2 separate regions of the Homo sapiens genome follow, and region 2 is linked to region 1. A link is a loop called in an ENCODE intact Hi-C map of the cell type or tissue named here. Cell type or tissue: heart right ventricle. All regions are shown on one strand.

Region 1 (8,000 bases):
GCAGTGGCCACGTGCTGGGCCCTGCTCAAACCTCTTCGGACTCCCAGAAAGAATGAGGTCGGGCCCTTTCCACCCTGAAATGTGCAGCAAGCATCTGAGAAAGGGGAGGGCAGTGCTAAACCCTCAGGACGGAGCCCAGCGGCTGTGATCCCGGGCAGCAGGGAGGCAGTGTTAGGGGAGGGGGAGGCCTCCTTGCTGCCCCCACCAAATCACACGGACCATAGGGTGTGGATTCCAGAACAACTCCCTCTTTCCACAAAAGGGAAAGCCGAGACCTCGAGTGAGCAGAAAGGATGAGCCTGTGGTCACACGGAGCTTGTCCCAGGCCGGCCGCTCCCATGCTGCTGCTCCCATGCCGCCGCTCCCAGGCTGCCCATCCAGCTAAGGATGTCCCTGACACGGGTTCCTTTGGATTCTTCATAGAAACATTTTGGAAGATTCATGTCTAAGGGTTTTAATGAAAATGGCAGCTTTCCAGGCTGGTCTTGGATAGCAATCGTGAGCAGCCCCGCCGGCCAGTGCTCACCTGGGGCCCCAACCACTCGGGAGGGGGAGGGGGCATGTTGAGTCAGCAGCAAGAGAGATTGCAGTTAGACCTAAGAAAGTCCACCCAAGTGAGAGCCAGATGGCCATGCCTGGTTATAGACAAGTTTCAGGAGCCCCTCCACAGCCCCCCACCCCAGCACTTCCTCCTATAACATGCAGGTACAGGGCCTGGAAGTTCACAGGCACACGCACAGTAGCCTAAAAGCCTCAGTGATCTCGGGAAGTCCTCATAAACAGTGGTTGGACCAGGTGATACCGTCCAATGGTCTGGCCAGCATAGCTCAACGTTTATGGACTCTTCGGCACGCAGGCACCATTCTGCCCTCCCAGGCCGATAACCAGAAAGGCATGCCATGATTCTTCCAATTAGCTTAATTGGGAAATTGGTTCCATGTGGTCTCAAGGGCCACCATCTATGGGAGAAGGCAGGTCAGCGGGACAGCGAGTCTCCCAGCACCAACCCACAGAGCCCCCACCCAGAGGGAGCTTACGGGCTCAGAGCAAGGAGCCTTATTCCACACCTCCTTTTCTCCTTGTACTTCCAACCCCACCATCTGGGGTGGAGCTCTAGCTCATGGTAGATGCTCTGAAAACCGTGGCTGTAAGCAGCTGGACCTCCAGGCCCCAGTGTTCGTCACTATAAGATGGGGAAACGTCAACACTGGCCCAGGGGGCAGGAATAAGATGATTTGAACCATGGGTCTATAAGGAGCACCTGGTGGGGAGGTCATTAAAGGCCCTTGGTTTCTTCAAGCTGACCTGGACCTTCATGAGCCCTACTTGGGGCACCAGGGAATTGGGAGATTTTCTTTTCCCTATTTCGCACCTGAAGAACTCCTGTTCATCCGTCAGTGCCCTGCTCCAGTGCTGCCTCCTCTGGGAAGCCATTCAGCCTCCTCTACCCATGGTTGCCTCTCCTCCATATTCCCATCGCACCTTGATTATGGCCTCCTCATGGCACAGATCAGCCCACATTTGCTGCCCACATGCAACACCATGAGAATATTCTAGACCTGCACTGTCCAATGCACAAGCCACTTGCCACATGTGGTTTCGAGAGCCTGAAATGTGACCTGTACAAATTGAGATGTGCTATAAGGCTAAGATAAACACCAAATCTCAAAGACTTGCCACCAAAATATGAATGTAAAATATCTCAATAATTGTTATATTGATTGCATGTGGAAATTATAATATTGTTTATGTATCGGGTTAAATAAAATATTACACTTATTTCACCTGGTTTTAGTGTGGCTACTAGGAAATTTTAAATTAATTACATATATGGCTCACATTGGATTTCTGTTGAACAGACTCTGCAAACTCTGCTCTCTCCTGGAGCCAAGTACAGGACCTAATCCATGCAATTTCCAGTCTGTATTTGCTGAATGAATAGGTGGATGGATGAATTCTGGGTGGGTGGGTGGATGAGTGGATGGATGGGAGGGTGGATGGATGGATGAATAGATGGGTGGGTTGGCTGGGTGGATAGATAGGTGACTGGGTGAATGGATAAGTAGACAGATGGGTGACTGGGTGGGTGGGTGGATGGATGGATGAATGGATGGATGGATGACTGGGTGAGTGAATGGGTGGTTGGGTGGATGGATGGGTGTGTGGATGGATGGATGGATGGATGGATGGATGACTGGGTGAGTGAATGGGTGGATGGGTGGATGAGGGTATGTGGATGGATGGATGGATGGATGGATGGATGGATGGATGGATGGATTGGTGGGTGGGTAGGTGGATGTGGATGGATGGATGGATGGATGGATGGATGGATGGATGGATTGGTAAGCGGATGGATGGATGCATGGATGGATGGATGGATGGATGGATGGATGGATGGATGGATGGATTGGTGGGTGGGTAGATGGATGGATGGGTGAATGGATGGGTGGATGGGTGAATAGATGGGTAGATGGATGGATGGATGAATAGATGGATGGATGGATAAATTGGTAAGCGGGTAGATGGATGGATGGATGGATGAATGGATTGGTGGGTGGGTAGGTAGATGGGTAGGTGGATGGATGGATGGGTGGGTGGGTGAATAGATGGGTAGGGAGATGAGGTGGTGTATGCACAGGGCTAAACACCATGAGCCTTGCCTTGGAGCCTCTGATTCACCATGGTACACCTGTGCACTTGTGAAATGCAGACAACTTGTGAAATTTACAAAACCACAGTTCCCACCTCTTGGAACTACACCCAATTTATTCATGTGATCAGCCCCAGTGGGTGCCTGCCTTGGAGTCTCAGGGGACCTGGTTAAGAAGATGGGAAGCTCTAGCCAGCAAGGAGTGAAGAGGTTTGCAAACACACTCTTGACCAAGCCTAAAGACTAAATCCAGACCGTGCTCAGGCTGGATTGGGCCTGAGGGAGGGGAAGACTGGGAAGACTGGGAGCTGGCCTTCTTCTCAGGGAGGAGTCTATAAGGCAGAGGAAGGGATGGAGGGAGAGAGGGAAGGGAAGGAGGGAGCAAAGACACAGGCCAGGCAAGCCTCCTGAGCAGGAGGAAACGTTTGTGAAAGGTGAAAGAGGCATTCGAAGGGGGATTGAGAAGAAGCACTGGAATTGCTGGATGTCTGGGCGATACATCCAGCAATTCCAGCACATGTCTGCCTGGGCAACATGGAGAACCCTCAGCCCCAATGGTCCCCGCCTCATCACCAGCCTCTCTCCCCATGTGTCTCTGTGTTACTCTTTGCACACCTCAGTTCTCTCCTGCCTCTGAGCCTTCGTATATGCTGTTCCCCCAGCCTGGGATGCCTTTCCCTGTATTGCTGTGTAGTTGTGCTATAGACAGAATATCTGTGTCTCAACAAAAGTCATGCATTGAAATCCTAACCTCCAAGATGATGATGTTGGGAGATGGGACCTCTGGGAGGCTCTGCCCTCATGAGTGGGATGAGCACCCTTATAAAAGAAGTCTCTGAGAACTGCCTTGCTCACTTCTGCCATGTGAGGATGCAGACAGAAGCAGCCAGCTCTGAACCAGCAATGGGCCCTTGCCAGATACCAAATCCGCAGGTGCCTTGATCTTGGACTTCCAGCCTCCAGGACCATGAGCAATAAGCTGCTGTCTGTGAGCCACCCAGCCCAAGTGGACTAGGACAGGTCGGCTTCCCGTGGAGGCCCCACCTGCCATGCTGTCCAAATCAGCAACCCCACCACCACCTCCCACACTCACTGCCTTCCCCATGACTTGATTCCTCACATGCTTATCTGGGACCAAGGGCTCCAGCTCCAGATGCAGGCATCCACCAGCCTCAAGGCCAGGCACCACAAGCAGGCCCCAGGCATGCCACTTTCTCCCCTCTGTCTTCCTTTGACCTCAGAAGGCACCCTCCTGAGGCTTCCTGCAGTCTCTGGGGACAACTTAGTTGTGTCCCAGTGGGGTTCAACTCATTAGAATTCATAGTCGCTTTGTAGTTGACAAGGTCTGCTCCAGAAGGACCACCACAAATCTCCCCTGGGACTAATCAGGGCAGATGTCCCAGGCACCACACTTCCATGCTTCTGAACCACAGTGTTCTGCATCCCCTCCCTCCCCTCAGCAGCAAGCAGGGGAAGGGCACTCTCCCCAGCCCATGAGATGGGCAGCAGGCAAGGAGGGGTGCAGGGGCTCTGCCTGGGGAATCGCAGAAGCATCACACAGTTCTCTGCCTTCACTCCTGGCCCTGAAAGCCCCTTCTCTGTATTTTGCTCTTCATTTCCAGAGCAGGATGTGGGAAACACAAGCACTGGAGGAAAAGGAGGACCCTTCAGCTAAGACGGAATCAGGGATGTTCATATGCGGGTCCGTCCCTGCTTCTACAGCCCGCCACGGTCCATTCTGGGGCAGCATCTTGGCCCCTAAGCATGGGGACAGAGAGCAAAAAGGCAGCATCTGCAAATCAAACTAAGCAGCATGTTCCAGGGCTGGGCAAATGGGAGAGGGAGGAGCCGGGAGGTGGTTGCCAGGGAAACATCAGAGCTTAGCCAGTCAGCAGGGGCCACCAGTTTGGTTGCCGGGTGCACTCTGCAGGATGACACTGCCCTCAGGTGGTGGATAGGGATGCTGACAGCCACGGCACCAGGGACCGCTATGTCCTGAGCCGATGGAGGCACCTTAGGATGTTTTCCCCTCGCTCTGTGTATACTAAAGATACCCAAGTAGGGCTGACCCTGCATACAGCTCCCATGGCCTCTCTGGGGGAGCAAGCTGAGGATATTCCGTTGTGATGAGGTTTCACAAGCATCCTGACCTCTGGGGAAGTTGCTTTTGCCACAGTTCCCATCAAGTGTTGCCCTGCATGCCAAGGAAACAGAGCCCCTTGCAGGGAAGACAAAGGGTCCATGAGATGCCTCCTTCCTTGAACATGACAAAATTCAGTGCTGTCATCCACATAATTCAGCGGCAAAGATAGGTTTTACTGAATTTCTTCAGTAAGGTATTTTCGTTTTCTAAACCCTAAAACTTGGAATAATTAGAGGTTGCCACCCAGTGGGGACTCAGAAAATTGCAACCCAGCTTTATCAGCTGTTGTAACTCTCCAAACAAAACCAAGGTCTCTGCCTATGTGTCGGGGGTGGGGTGGGGCAGGGTGGGTGTTCAGGGACTGGTGGAGTTTCTAGAGCCCCAAGAGGGGTGACATGTCCAACAGAAAGAAACCACCAAATTCCAAATTCAGGAGGACAGTGGAACAAAGTCTGCTGGCCTTGGACCTTTAAGCTGTCTGCCTTCCCACACCCTCGCTTTCCAACTCACCCAATGAAGAACACAGCTGCACAGTGACAGTCCCATCAAGCCTGTGTCTGCTGCACCCAGACAAAGCCTCAGAGTCCTTCTCATCACAGTGCTGTCAGCAGCCCCTGCTACCAACTAGAATGGTCAAATGGCTGTATGGCCCCCTCAATCCATGTTCCATTTGCTCCTAGTTCACTTGGGGTTTTTTGGCAAATTGTTTGCTTTTCTCTAAAGTATATTGTTTGTAACTCAAGTAGCTTGTTTGTTGCACCCAAAGTTCACTAGGTTTGTACTTACTGGAAAATTCCTGGGTCCTGCCCTTTTGACGTGTCCCCACCCAGGGCCCCCTGCCACCACATGCCCTCCAGTGACACTGACACCTTGGCCCTCTATTCCCTGGACAGTCTGCAGTTGGCTGGCCCCAGGCACCTGCAGTCCAGGTGACCCCACCTTCCACTCTCACTACCAGCCCTGTGACATTCTGCCCCACAGCTGGGTTAGACTCCCTGAGCACATGCACCTCCGGTTCTCCCAGGCCCTTCACTGCAGCTGGGTCCTCAGTAGACCCACACACTTGTCATGGCTTCTGTGCAAGCCACCCACGTCCCTGGGCACCCAGAGAAAGGACCTTAGTAGAAAAGGCCAATGAGGCTGCAAAGCCCGGCACCTGGAAGGTCTCTCGCTCTCAGTCTCGCCCAGCTGCCCCTCACTGAGTGTTGGAGTGATGCCAGAGGGGAGCCACTGCAGGTCTTGGCTCAGGCAGCACCACAAGCAAGGTGCTAGGATTAGCCCCATTCCACAGGGGCAGAAACTGAGGCTCTGGGTGAGCGAGCAGGGAGCTGACGTGAGTGACTCCAGAGCCCACACTTATATCTCGCAGGGGCAGAGCAGAAGAGACCGAGGACTGGATTCCAGGCCAGCACCACCAGCAGGGCCCTTGGCTCCTGGCCACTACCTGAGATACAGAGGGTCTGCAGAGCCCATGTCCTCCTGCTCCCCTCCCCCACCCCATCCAACCTCCAACAAAGGAAAAATCTTCCCCAAACCCTGCCTGTCTGTTAGGAAAGCTCCCCTACTTCAGTCCCCTGGCCCTGGGGCCACTAACCCAGGTCTTACTGACCAAGAACTTGGGGGATTTTTATGCAACAGCAAGAGTCTGAACCAGAGAGGGGTGAGATACTCCCCGGGTGTCAAGCTGAGGCCCTGGTCCAACCACAACTCCTGGCGTGTTCACTGGCACTGGGCCTGGAAGCCAGGCCATGGCTTCTCCAGGTGGGCAGTGTCTGGGAGCTGGGACCCCACTTCTGCTTCCCCCTACCCCAATGCACACAGGCTGCTCCCAAACAGGCTGAGCCTGGGGGACCTTTCAGACTGAAATGCAAGAGCTGAACTGTGGAGGCAGACTTGCCACAAGCAGCCCTGTGATGGTCTCATGCCCATCCCACAGACAGTGGGCACACCAAACAGGGGAAACCGAGTCACAGGCATGTGCAACAGTGATCACCAGCTCAGCAGGTCCAGGGCCAGGACTCCAGAGAAACCCCTGCCCACCGCCACCCCACTCAGCCTGGAGGAAGCCCCACAGCTGGGCCCAAGCACCCTGGTGCCCCACCAGCCGCATCCTCCTCCCTCTGGGTGATAGGGCACTGAGTCTCCGCACCTGACTCGCTCAGGGTGCTGCTCCAGATTCTACGTGTTCCTCCTGCTCCCAGGTGAGAGCAGCACTCCTGACCACTGCTGGTCATGCACCAGCCTCAGCTTCCCCAGCTGTGACAGCTACCAGGGAACAGGCCTGCGGTGGCAAATGTGCCGTGTGTGCTGGAGGGTGGACATGCTGCTTCCGACAGCTGCACCCCAGTGAGTGCCGGGCGAGAGGAGCCCAGCGAGAAGCTTCCCAAAAGCGCCTCCCTCCTTCCAGGACGGGCAGCAGGAGAGCAGGGAAGTGCTACAGGCCCACCTGGCTTCCCTTTGAAGCCCTTAAGGAAAGCCCCTCTCTGATCACTCTGTGGGAACAAGGCCACCGCTGACCAGCAAAGACAATCTTCCTGAGAGTCCTGACACTGTTGTGTAGGTTGTGAGACCCGTCTCTCTCCAGCCCTGCTTCCTTTGTGAACCTGGGCTTGTCACCCCTGCCCCTCCTCCTTCACGGAGCTGCTGGGAGGACAACATGAAGCCCCTGGAGATGAAGGACGTTGCTACGCCGGTAAGGGCCAGGCAGATGTGAGAAGGGCGTGAGGGCCGCGTTCAGCAGCCGTGCAGTGGTGCAAAGAAGATGCTGCTGGGCAGGTGGGTGTTGGGCCTGCTCAGGTGGAATCCAGCAGCCCCCCAGCCCCCCAGGAAGAACCTGGGCTACGGTTCTTCCACAGTTACCTGCCGTGAGCGAGCACTGTGGGAAGCAGCGTCCCCCTCCACACCTGGGCCAGGATCCTCAAGTGACTCGCACCCCAACCTTAGAAGTGTAGGAGGGGGTGAGGGGGAAGGAGTTGGGGGGGCAGTCAGCCTCAAAAGTCACTTCACTGGGCCGGGCGTGGTGGCTCACGCCTGTAATCCCAGCACTTTGGGAGGCCAAGTCTGGCAGATCATTTGAAGTCAGGAGTTCAAGACCAGCCTAACCAACATGGTGAAATCCTGTCTATATTAACAATACAAAAAAAAAAAAAAAAAAAGCTGGGCATGGTGGCATGTGCCTGTAATCCCAGCTACTCAGGAGACTGAGGC
Region 2 (8,000 bases), 240 kb before region 1:
CTCCCCGAGACAGGGCATGGTGCAGCTCCAGCTCCCCTAGCGCTTAGGCTGACCCACACGAGTGGCTGGCGCGAGACCGTGTCGGTCCCAAGCAAACAGCCCTTTCCTGTGTGTGGCCCCTACACACTGAGCACTTCTCAAACAGAAAACCTGAAGTGAGCTTCTGAGTCCCTCCACTGAGGGGCCCACAAGCCAAGTGGGGTGGACAGAGTCCGAGCAACAGAGGACAGGTGGCGAGTTTGCTCGGAGGGCCGGGCGGAAGGGGCGAGGCGGGGTATGGCGTCAATTCAAAGGCAAATGATGTCCTATGACACTGGTCTCCAACAGTGTCCCTTGGGACCTCTGCAGGTCCCAACCCAACACTTTGGGACCTGCAGAAGGGACTCCGTAGACAGCCCTGCTTCAATACTTCCCAAGCAACCTCCAGCTTCATCTGCCATGAATGGGGCAATTGGCTTATGTGGACCCACTCTACTCTGTAAGCTAATTCACAGAAGGCTCTGGAAGAGCAAGTGAAGCACTTTGGAAAACTTAAAAAAACATGGACTTAAAAAAAAATCCCGCAGACTATTCAGAAATTTACCCTAGATTATGTGTTGGTTTTTTTGTTTGTTTTGTTTTGTTTGAGACAGTCTCACTCACTCCGTTGCCCAGGCTGGAGTGCAATGGCGCGATCTCGGCTCACTGCTTCACTGTGTCACGGTAACCTCGCTCACCTAGCATCTGGTTAAAAGCCGGAAACAGACATGGAAACCAACTGATCTGTAGATAAGAGCCCTGCTCAGGGATGGGGTCCCTGCTGAGAGAGGCACAGAGAGCCTGCTATGCAGAAACTGCTGGAAGGCCAAGCCATTTCTTTCTTTTCCTTTTTTTTTGTTTTTGACATATTCTCACTCTCACCCAGGCTGGAGTGCAGTGGTGCGATCTCAGCTCACTGCAACCTCCGCCTCCCAGGTTCAAGTGATTCTCCTGCCTCAGCCTCCCGAATAGCTGGGATTACAGGCGCGCACCACCACGTCCAGCTAATTTTTGTATTTTTGGTAGAGATGGAGTTTCACTATGTTGGCCAGGCTGGTCTCAAACTCCTGACCTTAAGTGATCCGCCTGCCTCAGCCTCCCAAAGTGCTGGGATTACAGGGTGAGCCACCGCGCCCAGCTGATCCTAGATTATTTATCCAATAATTAGCCCGTATTCCTGAGATACTGTAATATTTCTGGCCACAAGATAATCCAGCAGAGAAGGACAAAGTCCAGTGAGTGTGTGGTGCCCACACCCCAGAATTGGGTGACACAGAGAAGATTAAACAAAGTGGCTGAAGATCCCCTTGGAAAGCAGGAGCGCTTACTTCCCAGGGTGCCCCTCAGCGTGTCACACACCCAGAGTCCATGTGGTCCTCGGCAATCAGCTCTCTAAGCCCTTCCCTGGACCAGCCCTCCCAGGATCTCTAGGTCACGAATTCTAAACCGGGGGTCATGGGGCAGAAAAGGGTGCAATTTCTGGGCCAAGGTCCAAGTGAGGATTCCATGGCTAATTCCAAAAGAGATGCTCTCCCAGAAGCTTATGAACGCTCCTCCAGAGGCCTGGAGAAACGAAACCGCTGCAGTCCTTTGCGGGGACAGGCTGTCTGAGCCGATGAGTTCCACACGCTTGAGGCTGGGGATCCACAGCCCAGGGCCACTCTGGTACCCAGAGGTGGGCTGTTTAAGAGAATATGGGCTGCCAGGGGTCCCAGGCCACTTCACCTCACCTCCACCAAGCTGCAAGGCAGAGACTCGGTGCCTCGAAGGTGTTTCTTGAAATAACTCGTTCTCAAAAACATTCTTGAAAAGAACTGCCCAGATTCTCTCAGAGACAAACTCTTCAAGGTCACATGGATGTAAAGGAGGGCTGGGCAATGGCTGGGGATGAGTGTACAGAGAGCACGTCTGTGGAAGCAGAAACAGCCCCTCAAAAGAGGGTGTCCTTCAGGGGCCCCGTGGGGACACGATCATCAGAAACACCACGGAGCATTCAAAGACTGCCCTGATCGTGGGTTCAATGCCGGGGTCACCTCCAGGTCCACCAAAAAGATGCTGCGCTGTCTTCTAATAATTACAGAGCATCTCATAAAGTGAACTCACCTGCCCTACATCCCCCGTCCCTTTCTCATCTGAATCAGAAAGAGGAGCTCATTTTAGTCCAGGCCATGAGCAAGTGGCTGGGTCAAGGCGATGAGGTTCTCCATCAACAGCTCGTTAATCACGTCCAGATAAGCCCAGAGGGTTTAATTAACTGTGGCAGGTGCCGCCCCACGACTGGGTGACAGGGACAACTTGGATGCTGTATCTTAGAGCTAATGCTGCTTCCCGCTCCGGGCATGTAATTAAAAGCAGAGACCCGGCATTTAGCAGTTGACTCTCATTAAAAGCCTCCCATGCTCTTGCTAGGAGTCACGACGTTTGATTCATCGTCTCTTAATGTCACTGCCCCTGGTTAAGCTTCTGTCTGGAAGTGCTTCCTTTCCCACGACCCCGAGGTTTCTCTCAACCTCATCCCTCAGGACCCATCCGACTCTTTCTGCCCTTGGAGTCCTGGCGGCCCAGCTACCACCAGAGACACAGCTGATAGAAGGTCAAGGGCACTGGGCCACACCCACCCACCCACATCCAGCAGAGAAGGACAGTGACAAAGCCCAGTCCCGTCCAGAAGGACAAAATCCCACTGTTGCAACTGCCTTTTCACTACAGTGAAACGAAGCCGGGCTCGTGAGAGGGGCTTCCTGGAAAGCTGAGCCCGCTTCTGCCACCACGCAGGCTTGAGCGCTGCTCCTGGCTGGAGGCCAGAGGGCCAACGGGACCCACCGCCCCAAACAGAAGGGTGCGGCACTTACCAGGGTACAGCTGCTTGGTGGGTGCGCTGAGCTGCGCGTCTTTGGTGACTCTGTAAGCGACATCCGGGCCTTTGGAAGATCGCCGCGTGGCGCAAAAGCCTGTTGTCTTTGTTATTCCATCAGGCAAGTTGTGAAAATCTAGAACCTTCAGGAGATCTGCTGGCTGAGCTGAAATGACAGAGGAGGAGCAGAGTTAGCCACGGAGAGGAAAGGAGCACCTGGGAACACCCGGAAGCTGGGATGACAGGAAGCACCCCCACCCCCACCACTGTGAATCCTGGGCACTCAGAAGAGCCCCAGGACCAGCTTAGAGCCGCGTGCTGGGCGAGGCAGGGCACCACGCTGCGGAGGAGGGTCCCATCCTTGTCCCCACCAGCAGCCACATACCGGGGGCAGACCCAGGCTAGCCCAGAGGGTCCCATCCCTGTCCCCACCAGCGGCCACACACCAGGGGCAGACCCGGGCTAGCCCAGCTCTGACGACGCCCTCCTTCCTCACTGCGCTCTCGTGGCTCCTGAGGCTGGCAGGGGCCACACACCCAGCCTCCCAGACACCTCTTCTCATTGGCCACGTAAGGAGAGCAGCCCAGGCAGATGCTGGAAGGCCACAGAAGGCCCACTGCGGAGCTGACCGCCTTATGGTGTGCTGTGCAATGACACAGGAGAACCGGTGGGTCACAACATCTGCCCTGCAGCCCTGAGAACCTTCACCCCACCTGAGGCCCCTCCAGAGGTCACGGGGATGTCACTGGCCTAGTTTATCCCCCCGTCATTATCCACCTGGACTGTCTGTCGCCTTCCCATGACCGTTTACAGCGGGTGTGCAGTTTCCATTGCCCTGGAAGACCCCTGCCCACATCGCCAGACCATGCAGAGCCAAGAACAAGGGAGGGGCAGCCCCCGCATCCCTTCCAGAAGGTTCCTGACCCTCTATCCAGGGGCTCTCAGGGAAGGGCAAGGGGATAAGCTGACCTCTGGCCACTGAAGCCGTGATCATTACCAGGGAGCTCAATGGTCACCCTCCAACACAAAAGACGGCCCCATCTGCCAGAGCCTCCTTCCCCCACACCACGAGGACCCCAGACCTGCATCCACCACAAGGCGCGAATCCAGGAACCTGCCCTGAACAAGGTCAGTTTTATGGGAAAAGCACTGCTCCTGTGCCCACGAGCAAGAGGCTCCCTGGGAGTCCCGGCAGAGAAAATAAACTCGAAGTTGGCATCACAGCGACAGAATGGTGTGTGTTGGGGCGGCCTGGGAGTTGGAGGAACCCAGCAGCCGGCAACTGCCCTGCCCAGTAGATGTGGACGGGGTTGGCCGTGCCCCCTCTGCTGGCCAATCAGAGCATGACACCGCCCTGTCCCAGACGGTCAGCTCAGGGATGGACGTGAGACCAGCCAGGATAAGGAAGCTCCGTCCTGGGGCTTTTTTCCTTTGAGAAAGAGGAATCCTCCCTGCTCTGCTGGCTCCAAACACAGAACAGGAACCTGGAGCTGCTGGCAACTGTCTCCTGAGCAGGTGGAGAGTGCTTGCCTGAGGATGCAGAGAGACAGACTGGCCACACTGTTTGAGTAGCTGGATCAAGCTGTGCCTGACAGAAACCGGTGTATCCCTCTTTATGCTAATGCCAATTGGAGTTAGATCCCAACATCTGCTACTAAACAGTGCCCATCTCTGGGTGCAGTGGTGTGGGCCTCCTCAGCTATCAGTTCCCCGCTCTCTGGCCTGGCCCTCCTCCCCAGGGAGGAATGGTGATCAGCCTGCGACGGGCTCAAGAGGAAAGTCCCACCTTTTTCCCAAGGGCAGAAGGTTTGGAGGTGAGATGGGATGGCCACGCAGGTTTCCTCTCTGCTGGTTTTCAAGGACTCCTGCAGCCAGGGGCACCTGCAGCCTCGGCACTGCCACGGGAGGAGGTGGCTGCCAGAGACAATGGCGCAGTGTCACTGCTTGTCCCAGCAGGCCCTCAGCAAGAGGAGCACCCAGACGGAGGACTCTGTCTCCCCAGCACTCCCTGTCCCTCCAGGGGACTCAGCGCGGGCACTGTGCTTGGTGCGCAGGCCACAAGGAGGTACAGACAGGAACCTGTGCCACCCCCACCCCCGCCATGACCAGCTGACAGTGCAGGGAAGACAGCAGCCTGGGCAGGGCTCTGAAGGAGACCAGGGTGGAGGGAAATCGAAGCCGCATTTCTCATTCATGAAGCCCCTCCCCATCCACAGTTCTCTGGAAGGCTCCACAGTACCCAGGTCCCAGGGTTCTGAAGTCCCTGCCTCTGACGGTGTCATTTCTACAGCTTGGCTTTGCTGCAGTCCTCTGCCAATTAAATCAAGAAGCCAGAAACATGGAGAAGCTGAGGATTTCCCACTGCGGCGTGGGAACAGTGACAAAGGGGAGGGGCGGCACAGGGACCCAGAACACCCCACGTCCAGGCCTCTCATGGCCTCTCTGTTTTCCTGGGTGGCTTTCGGCTGCCAAGCAGGGCACAGCCCACCCAGCTCTGTCACCCCCTCGGGCATGTATGGCACCTCCCACCTGGCCCCAGCAAAGAAGGCTTTGGTGGGCTTTTGCCTTTGACTTGAGAAGAAACGCTGAGTGCCAGTGCCTGGTGAGGCTGCACCGCGCAGCCCTGGGCCTGGATGCAGCCCGTGGAAAGAGAGGATGCGCCAGCTGCCGGTCCACCTGCTGAAGATGACACAGTGCCGAGCCCTGGGTCATCCCTAAGACTCAATTCCAGCACTGGCAGCGGCCGGGGCAGGGGAGCAAGGATCCCGGCCGGGGCTTCCTGGACTCACACCATAACAAGCCCGTGATGCTCTTCCCAGACTCAGGCTCGCAAGCCTGTTTTCTCCATTGCTGAAGGCAAGAGCTGTTTTCCAGCAGGCTTGGTGGACATGTTCGCAGATCTCTGTTGCAACAAGTTTAAGAGGCCACCAGACCTTTCCCAGGCCTAGTGCCACCCCTCCTGCTGGCCAGGGGCTTCCTGTGCCAGAGCAGAGGAAAACATTAAGTACTTTTTGAAAAAGAAAAGGTTGGGGAGAGCCCAGGAGGAGCCTGGCGCACAGCCTTTCAGGAGCTTTTCTTCCAGCCTCCATCAGGATGAAAACTCCACTTGGACACAGCACAAGCTTTGGGGACAGGTGGACATGGGTTTGAAGCCAGTGGCACCCCCCACCAGAGGGTGGATCCCAGTGGGTCAAGGCCAGTGAGAGAAGCTGCAGAATCAACAGTGGCCACCGCACACTGGCCCGTGCACTTCCCGGCTCAACAAACAAGAGCCCCTCTCTTTTGCCCTTTTCTCCTAGACAGCCAGGCAGGGGCCCATCACCAGCAGTTCCCAGAGGACCCACCGAGCAGCCCAGGTGCTCAGTGAAGACGAGATGGCATCACGCGTGTGGTCTCCACACCCAGCCCGGTGCCTACTCTTTAGTGAAGGACCATGCAGCTGTGCCCAGAGGTTCCTGAGACCGACCATCTGATGCACAGAAGGCCAGCTCCGAAAGCTTCATGAAACAAAAACTTTGTTGATTCCATGGAACCCTCGCCATGACCGGATCACCTATGGGGTCAGTCCATCACATGGTGGATGGATGGATGGATGGATGGATGAATGGATGGATGGATGATGGATGGATGGATGGATGGATGGATGGATGGATGGATGGATGAAGTCCCAGAGAATAGCAGGTGTCCTGCTGTGCCTTGGCCACCCAAGCTCCAGCCCTGTCTCCTCTAGGCACCATCCTGCTCTGCAGTCTGGGGAGCTAAAAACTACACTTCCCAGGTGCCTTTGCATAAGGATGCAGGGTGCAAATTAGAATCTGCCAATCAGAGAGACTCATGGAGCTGGACAGTGAGAGGGAGGTGGCAGCCTCCTCCGCCCTGGCACAGCCAGCAGGGCCATATCCCCAGACACAGCATATGGAGGTGATCCTCATGTCCAGACCCCCACGCATGCCACGGCCTGGGACCAGCTTCAGGGCACCAGGCGGCATTGGCAGCAGCAACTTCCTGCAGTCTGGGTGGCAGCCTCGCTATGGTGGTGCAACCCCAAATGGGATAGTGGAGTGGGGCCTCCTGACCCCACCACGCCGGGTCTCCCGGAGACTGTATCCACCTGACTCCCTGCATTCAATCCCTTTCCCCATCGTGGCTTGCTCCCATCAGCTGTGTGCACTGAAACCAGGAGCCTCCCTGGAACCACCTATGGGACATGGGCCCAGCACAAGGCCACGGGCATCAGAATCTTTAAACTACAAGAAGTGTTTACCCCCAGCACCTAGGGGTCAGGCATCCTGCACAGCCTCGCTTGCCCAGGGAATACCTCTTGTCCATCCCCGAGTTGATCAGAGTTAGAGAAGTTGGCCCCTGCATCCCCTGCACTGTTACAAGTAGAAGTATTTGTCACTGGCATCCCAGAGGCCCATTTTCATGAGGATATAACCAGGCATCAGGTCCCCAGACCTATAAAGGAATGGACGCCAGCAAGGTCAGTTTTAAGGAAGAAGGGAGGTGACTGAAAAGAATTTGATGGCCAGGCGCGGTGGCTCAGGACTGGAATCCCAGCACTTTGGGAGGCCGAGGCAGGCAGATGGCTTGAGCTCGGGAGTTGGAGATCAACCTGGGCAACATGGTAAAACCCCGTCTCTACATAAATACAAAAATTAGCTGGGCTTGGTGGCATGCACCTGTGATCCCAGCTACTGAGGGGCTGAGGTGTGAGGCTCGTTTGACCCTGGGTGGTGGAGGTTGCAGTAAGCCAGGATCGTGTCACTGCACTCCAGCTTGGGTGACAGAGCATAACCTGGTCTCGAAAAAAAGGAAGAGAAAGAAGAAGAAAAAGGAGAAGGAGAAGGAGGAAGGAAGAAGGAGAATAATTTGGAAATGAAAGTTTGAGTTCTGCGTGGGTGTCATGCACCACAAAAGGCAGCACAAAGACCCTGATAAGAAATACAAGCAAGACTGCAGCACTGGCACATAGGAGGAGCTCAACACAGACATGCAGGATGGACGGATGAATGGATGGATAGTGGATAAATGAATGGTGGATAGATGGATGAATGGATGGATGGATGAATGGATGGATGGGTGGGTGGATGGATGGCTAATGGATGGATGGATGAGTGGATGGATG

Evidence for each region. Peaks named below come from ENCODE experiments on the same cell type or tissue, not always from the same donor. Only the 100,000 strongest peaks of a DNase experiment are listed, where the experiment ranks them.
Region 2: a loop joins it to region 1, with 4 times the contacts of the local background. A loop is called at or near these places in 24 of 110 quality-filtered maps.

Annotation. Positions count from the first base shown.
Region 1 is chr9:134,446,336-134,454,335 of GRCh38, reverse strand. All of the region lies in intron 1 of LOC105376311 (a long non-coding RNA gene), which reads right to left. Among named protein-coding and RNA genes, the nearest start is that of MIR4669, 71 kb to the right of the region's middle. RefSeq lists silencers at 4,399-4,693, 6,868-7,275. In heart right ventricle, a CTCF peak has its summit at 4,604 (motif pointing left); a DNase peak (open chromatin) is centred at 4,545.
Region 2 is chr9:134,685,950-134,693,949 of GRCh38, reverse strand. It overlaps COL5A1 (collagen type V alpha 1 chain), which reads right to left. Exons shown (of 66, transcript NM_000093.5): 2 at 2,871-3,038. Among named protein-coding and RNA genes, the nearest start is that of COL5A1-AS1, 37 kb to the right of the region's middle. RefSeq lists an enhancer at 4,370-5,160. In heart right ventricle, a CTCF peak has its summit at 4,207 (motif pointing left); DNase peaks (open chromatin) are centred at 2,549 and 4,209; H3K27ac peaks cover 1,977 bases.